2 separate regions of the Mus musculus genome follow, and region 1 is linked to region 2. A link is a contact called in ENCODE Hi-C or POLR2A ChIA-PET data. All regions are on one chromosome and are shown on one strand. The core of a region is the stretch at or near the end of the contact, and the rest is flanking DNA. Distances in the headings are between cores, read along the strand shown. Region 1 holds the start of Thoc3 (THO complex 3). Region 2 holds the start of Simc1 (SUMO-interacting motifs containing 1).

What was found. A loop is a pair of places that touch in the nucleus more often than their neighbours do. ChIA-PET counts read pairs that join two places held with the same protein, here RNA polymerase II (POLR2A).
Region 1: a map of heart shows a loop between it and region 2 (4-fold over the local background). The contact joins the promoter of Thoc3 here to the promoter of Simc1 in region 2. A Hi-C loop is called at or near these places in 7 of 37 maps with a recorded cell type or tissue (adrenal gland, gastrocnemius, heart and 2 more). POLR2A ChIA-PET finds 5 or more read pairs at or near these places in 3 of 5 experiments (Patski and embryonic stem cell).

The regions. Positions count from the first base shown.
Region 1 is chr13:54,467,457-54,472,603 of GRCm38, forward strand. It overlaps Thoc3 (THO complex 3), which reads right to left and starts at 1,384. Exons shown (of 6, transcript NM_028597.3): 1 at 1,085-1,384; 2 at 370-526. The coding sequence starts at 1,351.
Region 2 is chr13:54,502,370-54,507,514 of GRCm38, forward strand. Simc1 (SUMO-interacting motifs containing 1) reads left to right here and starts at 1,436. Exons shown (of 10, transcript NM_176987.4): 1 at 1,436-1,635. The coding sequence starts at 1,507. LOC115486438 (a long non-coding RNA gene) reads right to left here and starts at 1,945. Exons shown (of 3, transcript NR_168901.1): 1 at 1,400-1,945.

The sequences.
Region 1 (5,147 bases), core at 134-2,633, 35 kb before region 2:
ACACGCTTCCTCCAACAAGGCCACACCTAATAGTGCCATGCCCTGGGCCAAGCCTACTCAAACTACCACACTGCTTCTTTGAACACAGCCTTTAAACAAAACGCACAACTTTCCAGATCGCCCATGGTTTCTCAGCCATTGTAACCTGCCTGAATCTCCCAAACTCTCCACGCCTCTGCACATACTACTCTTGTATAGTTTCCACTGCTCTCCTATACATCTACAGCCTGCCAGAAAAGTGCTCTGTTCTGTTCCTGTCTTCTCCAGACAGACACATACAACCCATCCTGATAACCTGCACTTGCTACAAAGATGCTTGCTGCAGATCACACTAGCTTTTCCTCCAGAACCCCCTCTCTCTGAACTCACCTTTCGTATTCACAGTGGCGATGCATTTTGTAGTCCTCACATCCCAGATGCGAATGGTTTTATCTCCAGATGCGGTGACAAAGAGGTCAGGGTTGCTTGGGTGCCAACAAAGCTGGTCCACACTATCTCCGTGGCCCCGGTAGTTGTTTTCTTTGACCTTAAAAGAACAGAATCCAGATGCCACTTTTATCCAAACAGTGGTGCCTTGAAACCAGCAAAGATCTGGATAATTCAAAACAGAAATCTAATTCTTTTTCCAAAACTACAACACCCCCTCCCCCCCCCCCCCATGAACCTCTCTGAGCTTTGACATTGGCCCTTCCTGGCCTCCCTTCTTTCTTTTTCCACCACCACCTCAACCAACCTGTCCTGCGCTATCATTTTCAAATAAAGCCTTCCTCTCCACCCTAGGGGCTCTACCACCCCATTAGTCCCTAGCCACTCGTCACCAGGGCTCTTCTAGACCCTCACCACTTTCTGCCACCTGACTTCAACCTCCCCCGGCCCGCAGCCACGTCGCCACACCTCTTTACTGCCACTAAGTTCGCTCTCTGCTCTCCGCCAGGCAGCCTCACCCCCTTCGTCATTCCAACTCTTCCAGCCCCAAACCCCTTCCTCATCACCGCCAACGACAGGCCATACCCCTACCTCTCCTGCTTTTTCTCCCTCCGCACACAGCCCTCTTCTCCGCCAAGCCCGTGCCCTACAAGCTCACCAGCCGGTCCTTCTCCAGCAAGAACACGCTGGCAGTCTTGTCGAAGGACCCCGAGGCCAAGCGACGGCCATCGCAGCTCCAGGCGACCGAGTGCACCTTAGCACTGTGCGCCGGGAATTCGCGCGTCTTGCTGTGGCCTCGGAAGAGCTCCTGCATCCCGAGCACGTAACGAGACGGGCCACTGCTCACTGAGCACCAGGGCGCCATCGAGCCGGGGCCGCTCTGGCCGAGGGCCGAGGGGCCCAGGACCGCAGCGGGCGCCGCCATGCCTCCCTCCTCACGGACCGCGCGCCGGAAGCTGGATACTCTGAGTCTGGCGCCGTCGCCCTGCACATGCGCCGAAAAAGCGCCGCGTCGCTCCGCGCTGGCGCCTCTCACTCGCGGAACTACAAATCCCGCCATGCAGCGCGCGTCCACCTTTCCCTTTTGAAATAGGACTGATTCTTCCTTAAATTCGCTTTTTTTTGTTTGGTTTGTTTTGTTTTGTTTTGTTTTCGAGACAGGGTTTCTTTGTTTGTTTCCTGGCTGTCCTGGAACTCACTCTAGACCAGGCTGGCCTCTAACTCAGAAAACTGCCTGTCTCTGCCTCCCAAGTGCTGGGATTAAAGGCGTGTGCCACCACTGCCCGACTTGCTTCCCTCCCCCTCCCCACCCCCCACCAAGAGTTCAACTTTTTTTTTAAATGGTCTTCTTACCAGTTTCTTGGTAGCCTTGCTTATTCAAAAAAGAGAGTCAAGATAAATCCTCCAGTTTACCTGCATGTAAAATATCTTTTTTCTAGAGTTGTTTTTCACTGTAAGGTCCTCATCGTGCCCTTAAAGCAAAAGGCCATTGCAAGTTGTCGCTCCTGGAGAAAGGTTAGATGTTTGTGGAATGAAGGAATTGATAAGAAATGTGGGTTTGAGCCGGGCGTGGTGGCGCACGCCTTTAATCCCACCACTCGGGAGGCAGAGGCAGGCGGATTTCTGAGTTCGAGGCCAGCCTGGTCTACAACGTGAGCTCCAGGACAGCCAGGGCTATACAGAGAAACCCTGTCTCGAAAAACCAAAAAAAAAAAAAAAAAAAAAAAAAAAAGAAAAAAAAAAGAAAAAAGAAATGTGGGTTTGTCGGTTGGACTTGGGAAAAGTTGTTCGGTTAATTTGAGATTTGGTTTGTTCGGGGGTTTTGTTTTTGTTTTTAGTTTTTGAAGACAGGGCTTCTCAGTGTATCCCTGACTGCCCTGGAACTCACTCTACAGACCAGGCTGGCCTCGAACACACAGACATCCGCCTGCCTCTGCCTCCCAAGACGTTTTTCTGTCTTTTGATCTTGGTTGTTAAAGGATATTGTATATACATGATAGTAAACTAAAAGAAAATAGCGGAAAGTACAATGACCATTTTGTGTGCCATGCTCACATCTCTGATCCTCCCACTTATGTCTCTGTTAAACCAAAAGATACCCGGGTGGAAAAAAACAATGGTGCACAGCCAGGATTCGCCAAGCACTGGAGAAGAACTGTGCAGGGATAGGGGACACCAGAGGAATATATCCAACAAATATTCGTGTGAAAATGTCCTTATGAAGCCAGCTGTGGTGTCGCAGGCTTATAACCCCATCACTGGGGAGACAGGGACAGGCAGATCCCTAGGACTCACTGGCTAGCTGTCTAACTTCCTTGGCAAGTCCCGGGCTAATGAGTGACCCTTTCTCAAAACAGAACAAGGGATGGTGCCTCAGAACCACCTCCGTGTTGTCCTCTGGCCCCCACATACACACGTGTACTCACACATGCATATCCATGAAATCATTTTAAATGGGTCTATCCCTGAATACCGTGTTCTGTACTCTGTCTGGGACTGGAATTCCTGTGTATTTTCCCTACATATTCTCTTCTGTTACTTTCAGTAATAGCTATCTCCCTACCTGAATATAATTTCTTGAAATCTGTCATTCCATTGTTTTTATGACCCAGCAGTCTTGGCCCCCTCCACTGGTATTTTGCACATAGTAGGCACCCAATATTTACTAAATAAAATGTGAGAAAATGAAAGAAAGAAATCCTTATATAACAGTACCCTACACAATGAATATTCACAAGAAAAAATATAATTTTTGATGGGGAAGGGGGGTTTACGACAAGATTTCTCTGTGTATTCCTGGCTGTCCAGGAACTTCCTCTGTAGACCAGGTTGGCCTTGAACTCTGAGGTCCATGTGCCTCTGCTTCCCAAGTGCTAGGATTAAAAGAGTGCTCCACCATGCCTAGCTAATAGTATCTTTAATTTTTTTTTTTTAAGGAAAATAGAATCGATAGAGAGATGGCTCTCTGTTTAAGAGCACTTGCTGTCCTAGCAGAGGATTGCTGTTCCCTCCCCAGGCACCCACAAAGTGGCCCACAACTCTTGGTAACTCTGGTTCCAGGAGATCTAGCGCCTTCTTCTGGCGTCCCAGGCCCCATGCAAAAATCCTCCTTCACATAAAAATTTAAGGAAAAAAAAAAAAAGGAAAAGGAAAAAAAAATGTGTGACCTTGCAAAGACGCTGCAGGGTTTATGGGATGATGCAGCCTTCCTTACATAATTTGCTGTCTTTCATAAATATATATAGACTTCTAGTTGGGGATTGATTTTTGTTCTTTTCTTTTTTTTCCTTGAGAAGGGGTCTTGCACAATAGCTCAGTTGGAGAAGTATAATAGTTTAATTCAGTTGCTTCCTTAATGAATTATTGCAATGAATATCCCTATACAATCTTCATTATGCACTGTGCACTTTCTTTGGGTAGTGTTATAAAACAATTAAAGAGGAGTTTCTAAGAATCTGCAACCATCCATATAAGGAAATATAGATCCTAAATAATAAATGAAGCCACGTAAGCACATAGCTCCTGCTTCTACACTCTCCTTCCTACCTCGTCATAATCAGAAAGTTTTAGAAACTGCAAAGATGTTAGACAGGACTAAAGTGTCAATAAAATCACTAAAGTCTTTGGGCAGAAAACTATGTGTTATCTCATTTTCCCTCCTTCCCTTCTTTTTCAAATATTTCATGTGACTATATATCTTACAGACACTGAGGACTTGTGCTTCTTATATTAGGTAAGGAAACTGACGAAAGGGACAAAATGGCCTTCCCCAAGTCACAGGCCTAATATTTGATAGAGAAAAGTATTTTGTTTGTTTTTGTTCTTGTTTTTGTTTTTCCAGACAGGGTTGCTCTCATAGCGCTGCTTGTCCTGAAACTCACTCTGTAGACCAGGCTGGCCTCCAACTCTGAGATCTTCCTGCCTCTGCCTCCTTAGTACTGGGATTAAAGGCGTGCACCACCACCACTCAGCTGAGCGAAGTATTCTCTGTGTGTGTGTGTGTGTGTGTGTGTGTGTGTGTGTGTGTGTGTGTGTATGAGCACACTGTAGCTGTCTTCAGAACATACCAGAAGAGGGCATCAGATACCATTACAGATGGTTGTGAGCCACCGTGTGGTGGCTGGGAATTGAACTCAGGACCTCTAGAAGAGCAGCCAGTGCTCTTAATTGCTGAGCTATCTCTCCAGCCCATTTTTTTTAAATGATGTATTTATTTTATGTATACAAGTGTTCAATCTGCACGTACACCTGAATGCCAGAAGAGGGCAACAGATGTCATTATAGATGGTTGTGAGCCACCATGTGGTTGCTGGTTACTGAACGCTGCACCTCTGGAAGAACAGCCAGAGCTCTTAACTGCTCTCCAGCCCGAGCAAAGTATTCTTAAGAGGAATGTTTACAAGATGGCATAACTACAGTCCAGTAGCCCATCACATTCCCCACTGGCTCTATAAGAATATGCTGAATTGGGCTGGTGAGATGGCTCAGTGGTTAAGAGCACCAACTGCTCTTCCAAAGGTCCTGAGTTCAAATCCCAGCAACCACATGGTGGCTCACAACCATCTGTAACAAGATCTGACGCCCTCTTCTGGAGTGTCTGAAGACAGCTACAGTGTACTCACATATAATAAAATAAATAAATCTAAAAAAAAAAAAGAATATGCTGAATTATCAACTCATAGTTAGGAGAATTTAATGTTAGAGCCCTTTGTAACTATAGT
Region 2 (5,145 bases), core at 186-2,685:
AGCTATTTGCCCAACAGGCCAGTGATCTCTCTCCTTCCCTTCCCTCCCCTTTCCCTCTCCCCTCCTCCTTTTCCTCCTCCTTCCTCTCCCTTTCTCTCACCCTGGCTGACCTTGGCCTTTCAAGAGCTAGGATTCAAGGCAAGCACCGTGATGCCTGACTCAGAGCAGTGAACCTTCAAGTGTGTTCACCAGACTCTAAGCAATGTCAATATCACCTAGAAACCTGAGAGAAATACCAATTTGGGGCTCACTCCCAAAACTCAGTTTCTCAGTCAGAAACACTGGTGTGTAGTCCTGCAAACTTTATTATACACTCTCTGGCTGATTCAGAAGTTCACTAAAGATTAGAAAACACTGCATCACACGCTGCTTAGACAGCACACAACAGCTTTGCCTCTAGGAACTCCCCCCTTTTTGTTAAAGACATTTTATTATTCTATTTTTTGAAGTTACTTGAGCATAAGCAGCAGGGTTTTGTCAGTATTGCACATTTTTAAAATAGCCATGGGCCCTATTTTGATTTAATGTCCCTACCCTTCAACAAAACAACCAAAGAATTCACTACTTACCCATATTTCCCTCTGATGGGGATACAATTTTATCCCTATATTTTCTGCTTGCTCACAGCATTGGAGTATACGGGCACTCTGGGACCTCATAGCTCTCTGTATGTGCCTTTTCAGTGGTTTCTGTCAACTAGAAACTCAACAAACTCTTACATCTGACAGTTTAAATTCCTGCGACACGTATTGTTGGTGAAACCGCAAATCGGCACAACTTAAGACAATTTGGTACCATTTGTCAAAATAACAATAAAAACATAGATTTGATCCAATAAACCTGCTTCTGGGAATTTATCCCACGGATTTACCTGCACACACAAGAGTGGGTATCTCTCCCTTATCTCAGCCAGAAGCCCCAGTCAATAAAACCCTAGGTTCAGGTTACCCTTTTCAGCCCCTCAGGGCTTCTTTAACCCGAAGGCGTCACTGCTCCTTCTGCCAGGTGCAGGCTCCACTACCGGGTCAATTAAATGCGCTATCAGAGGCTCCATCAGCTCACTCCAGTCCTCACACCTGCAGCCAGGGGCTCGTCACCAGCACTGCCCACTGTGATCGGTTGAGAGCGGCGGCGGACAACCTCTCAACCTCAGCGTTTTTCAAGCCCGCCGACCATGCGGCCCAGCCCCTCGGTTCTATCCCTCCCTTTCCCTCTCTTCCCTCTCTCTCCTTCTCTGAGGGAAAGGGAGCCTGGCTCCTCCAGGGTTCTGTGACACTGCCCTGACCCGGGCGCGCGGCTGCCCCCGAGATAGGCGGGGCTCCGAGCGGGACCGGTCCTCTGGAGGCGGGGCGCGGTGGGGGCGGGGCAATGGAGGGGGCGGGGCCGGCGGGGTACTAACCCCGGTGTCTGCGACGCCTTCGCTGCAGTCGCTTCAGCAGCTGGAACCGGAGTCGGAGTCGCCGGGGCCGCTCGCCGCTCGCGCGTGGCTCCGCCGGGCCCGTAGCCATGGAGGACTTTATCGTGATCTCCGACGACAGTGGCTCCGAGAGCTCGGCCGGGACCCGCTCGGGCAGGGCGCGGAGGCTGCGCCGGGCCCTGTCTCGGACCCCCGGCGCGCTGCCCCGCCGAACCGTGGTGAGTGAATCCACTGCCGCTCGCCACGCCCGACGGGAGCCGAGCGTCGCCCCCTCGGGGCCTCAGCGTTGCGACCCTGGCTCCCCGCCGCCGTGTCTTCCCGCCTTTGGCGGCCTCGGGCCTCGAGGAGCTCGGTGGCGCCGCTGGCAAGGCAGGCCTCGGGCTGGCCAGCGCTGAGCCCTACAGGGTTGTGCTGCGGAGCCGGCCGAGCACATGGGCGACACACTGAGCACCAGTGCGAGCTGCCAAGCGGTGGCCGGCGGTGGCCTCCGGCCCGAGCTGGCTCCAGAGCTTTGGCAGCGGGAGGAGTGGGGGGTCCTGGCCAGGCCGCAGCCGCCACCCGGACCTCGAGGCGGGCGCGCGGGAGCGCGTAATTGTTTGGCTTATGATGGGCACAGATGTGTGCAAGGAGGTAACAGGAGCCCCGGCTGCGAGCGAGGGAAGCGCCGCCCTTGGCATGGTGGCGGCTGCGCTGCAGGGCCTAGTTCTTGAGCTAGGGCCCCGATTTTTGAGTTGTGGAGAAGGACAGTTAATTTTGCTTTGCAGATGCGAATCACATACAAAGCCAGGGGGCGGGGCACTCCCACCTTTGTTTTTCCTTCGGTTCTTTATCTTTGTCCCTGCTCCTGAAGTGATGGAATAAAAATATCTGTGGTCTCTGGCTTTCTAGAACTCTCCACAGAAATTTAGTGACCTGACCCCTACCATGATCTACATGCTGTGGCTTCAAAAATCAAGGGATCCTTCTCTGTTCTTCCTAATATGTGTCCTAAATCAATGTCAGCTACTCTATAAGCGTGTAAATCACATTTTGAGTGCTCATTCATTCTAAGTTGCCTTTGGGAAGTCTTCCTACACCCAAAGGTAGGTGTCTTAGGATTACTGTTGCTGTGATGAAACACCATGACCCAAAGCAACTTGGAGAGAAATTGGTTTAGTTTACACTTCGCTGTTCATACTAAAGAAGTCAGGACAAGAATTCAAGCAGGGCAGGAATTTGGAAGTAGAGGTTGTGCAGAGGCCGTATGGTGAAGCGATGCTTTCTTTACCGGCTTGCCACCTCTGGCTTGCTTAACCTGCTTTCTCACAGAAACCAGGACCACTAGCCCGGGGTGGCTCCACCCACAATAGGCTGGGTCTTCCCACTGCAATCACTAGTTGAGGAAATGCCCTACAGACTTGTTTACAGCTGGATCTTAGGCTATACATTTTCGATTGAGGTCCCTTTCCCTCAGATCACTGTAGCTTGTTACAAGTTGATGTAAAACTAGCTGGGACAATATGTGTTCTCTCTCTTTAAGAGAGGAACATAATTTTTGCATTTTTGTATTATCTAGCTTGTAAATATACCTTTATAGCTAGTTTATCTTTCTTCTTTTTTTCAAGACAGGGTTTCTCTGTGTAGCTCCGGCTGTCCTGGAACTCATTCTGTAGACCAGGCTGGCCTTGAACTCAGAAATCTGCCTGCCTCTGCCTCCCAGATATTGGGATCAAAAGCATGCGTCACCACTGCTGGGCTGCTAGTTTATCTTTTAACAGTACCTTTATTGTGGTGTGATTCATCCATATAATACGTTGGGTTGTACAACGTTCATAGTTACTAAATTGTTTACTTCACTCTGATAGGAAACCTTGTTCTTGAGGTCCACAAACATCTTTGGAAAAGTGACTTTTCACCTCCTTGAATTATAAACGTAATTTTAAGTAGAGATATAAAAAAAATTGCTGTTCCATGTATATAGTAAGTATCCTGGCACATGGTAGTTTATCAATTTCATGTTCTGACATTTTTAAAAAAATGATTCAGCTGAGCCTGTTTGCTCTTGCTAGTGAAGACAGCGATGGGACTGTCTGTAGAATAAGTTCCTTACAAAGGAATATGTGCTACCCCAGTTTTTAATTGGGTTTTCTTGATAGCTTTTTTTTTTTTTTTTTTTTTGTTCTTTATATGTTGTGGATAGTAGACTTCTATCAAATATGTAGTTGTTAAAAATCTTTTCCTGCCAGGCTGTGGTGGCATATACCTTTTATTCCAGGGCTTGGAGGCAGAGGCAGCTGGATCTCTTAAATTCAAGGCCAGCCTGTTGTACAGAAGGAGTTCCAAGACATCCAGGAATACACAGAAATCCTGCCAGCACTAAAAGTGTTCTGTTCAAGAAGTCTCATCCTGTGCCAAGAAATTCAAGGCACTTCTCTTCTATTCAATTCAGTATATCTGGTTTTCTGTTGAGATCTTCAATCCATTTGGAGTTGACTTTTGTGCATGGTTGTAAATGGGAATGGATCTATTTGCATTTTTCTACATGTAGCCGGCCAATTTGACCAGCACCATACATATATTGATGTCTTTTTCCTAGTATATATTCTAGCTTCTTTATCAAAAGTCAGGTGTCCTTAGGTGCGTGGACTTATGTCTGGGTCTTCGATTCCATTCCATTGATCAACTTGTGTATTTTTGTGCTAATGTCTTGTGGGTTTTAGTACTATAGCTCTTTAGCACAACTTGAAATTGGAAATAGTGAGACCTCCCGCAGTTCTTTTACTGTTTGGGAATTGTTTTAGCTATCCTGGGTTTTTCTGTTTTCTCCATATAAAAAAAGGAGATTGGCCTTTCAAGAATTGTGTCAGGGGCTGGAGAGATGACTCAGCAGTTAAGAGCACTGACTGCTCTCCCAGAGGTCCTGAGTTCAATTCCCAGCAACCACATGGTGGCTCACAACTATCTGTAATGGATGCCCTCTTCTGGTGTGTCTGAAGATAGCAACAGTGTACTCATATTCATAAAATAAATAAATAAACCTAAAAAAAAAAGAATTGTTTTAGATTTTGATGGGAATTGCATTGAATCTGTAGATTACTTTTTTTTTTTTTTTGGTTTTTTGAGACAGGGTTTCTCTGTGTAGCTCTGGCTGTCCTGGAACTCACTCTGTAGACCAGGCTGGCCTCAAACTCAGAAATCCGCCTGCCTCTGCCTCCCGAGTGCTGGGGTTAAAGGCGTGCGCCACCACGCCCGGCTTGTAGATTACTTTTGCTGTTAATCCTGCTGTTCCATGAGCATGGGAGATCTTTCCATCCTCTAATATCTTCTAATATCTGCCAGAGTTGGGGGCCACTTCCCTGGATGGAGGCGACTGCAGGTTTCCAGGGAATGCCTGCTGGAGTTGGGGGCTTGGATAAAGCAAAGAGTGGTGGGAGGGGGGAATCTGTGTGATCCACAGGAAGTGGGGGGTGGGAGTGGGCACAACAGGTGTAGCTACCTCACCTGGGGATGAGACTGGAGGACTGGATTCAGAGGAGAGGTAAAAATCTGCCATTAACTAAATGTTTTTTCTTTGTTTTTGAGTCAAGGTTTCTCTGTATAACAATCCAGGCTGTTCTTCAACTCTCCTTGTAGACCAGGCTGGCCTGAAACTCACAGAAATCCTCCTGCCTCTGCCTCCTTATTGCTTGGACTAAAGGTGTGTACCACTACCACCTGGCTCCAAAAATTTTTTTCCTTGGCCTTTTTTT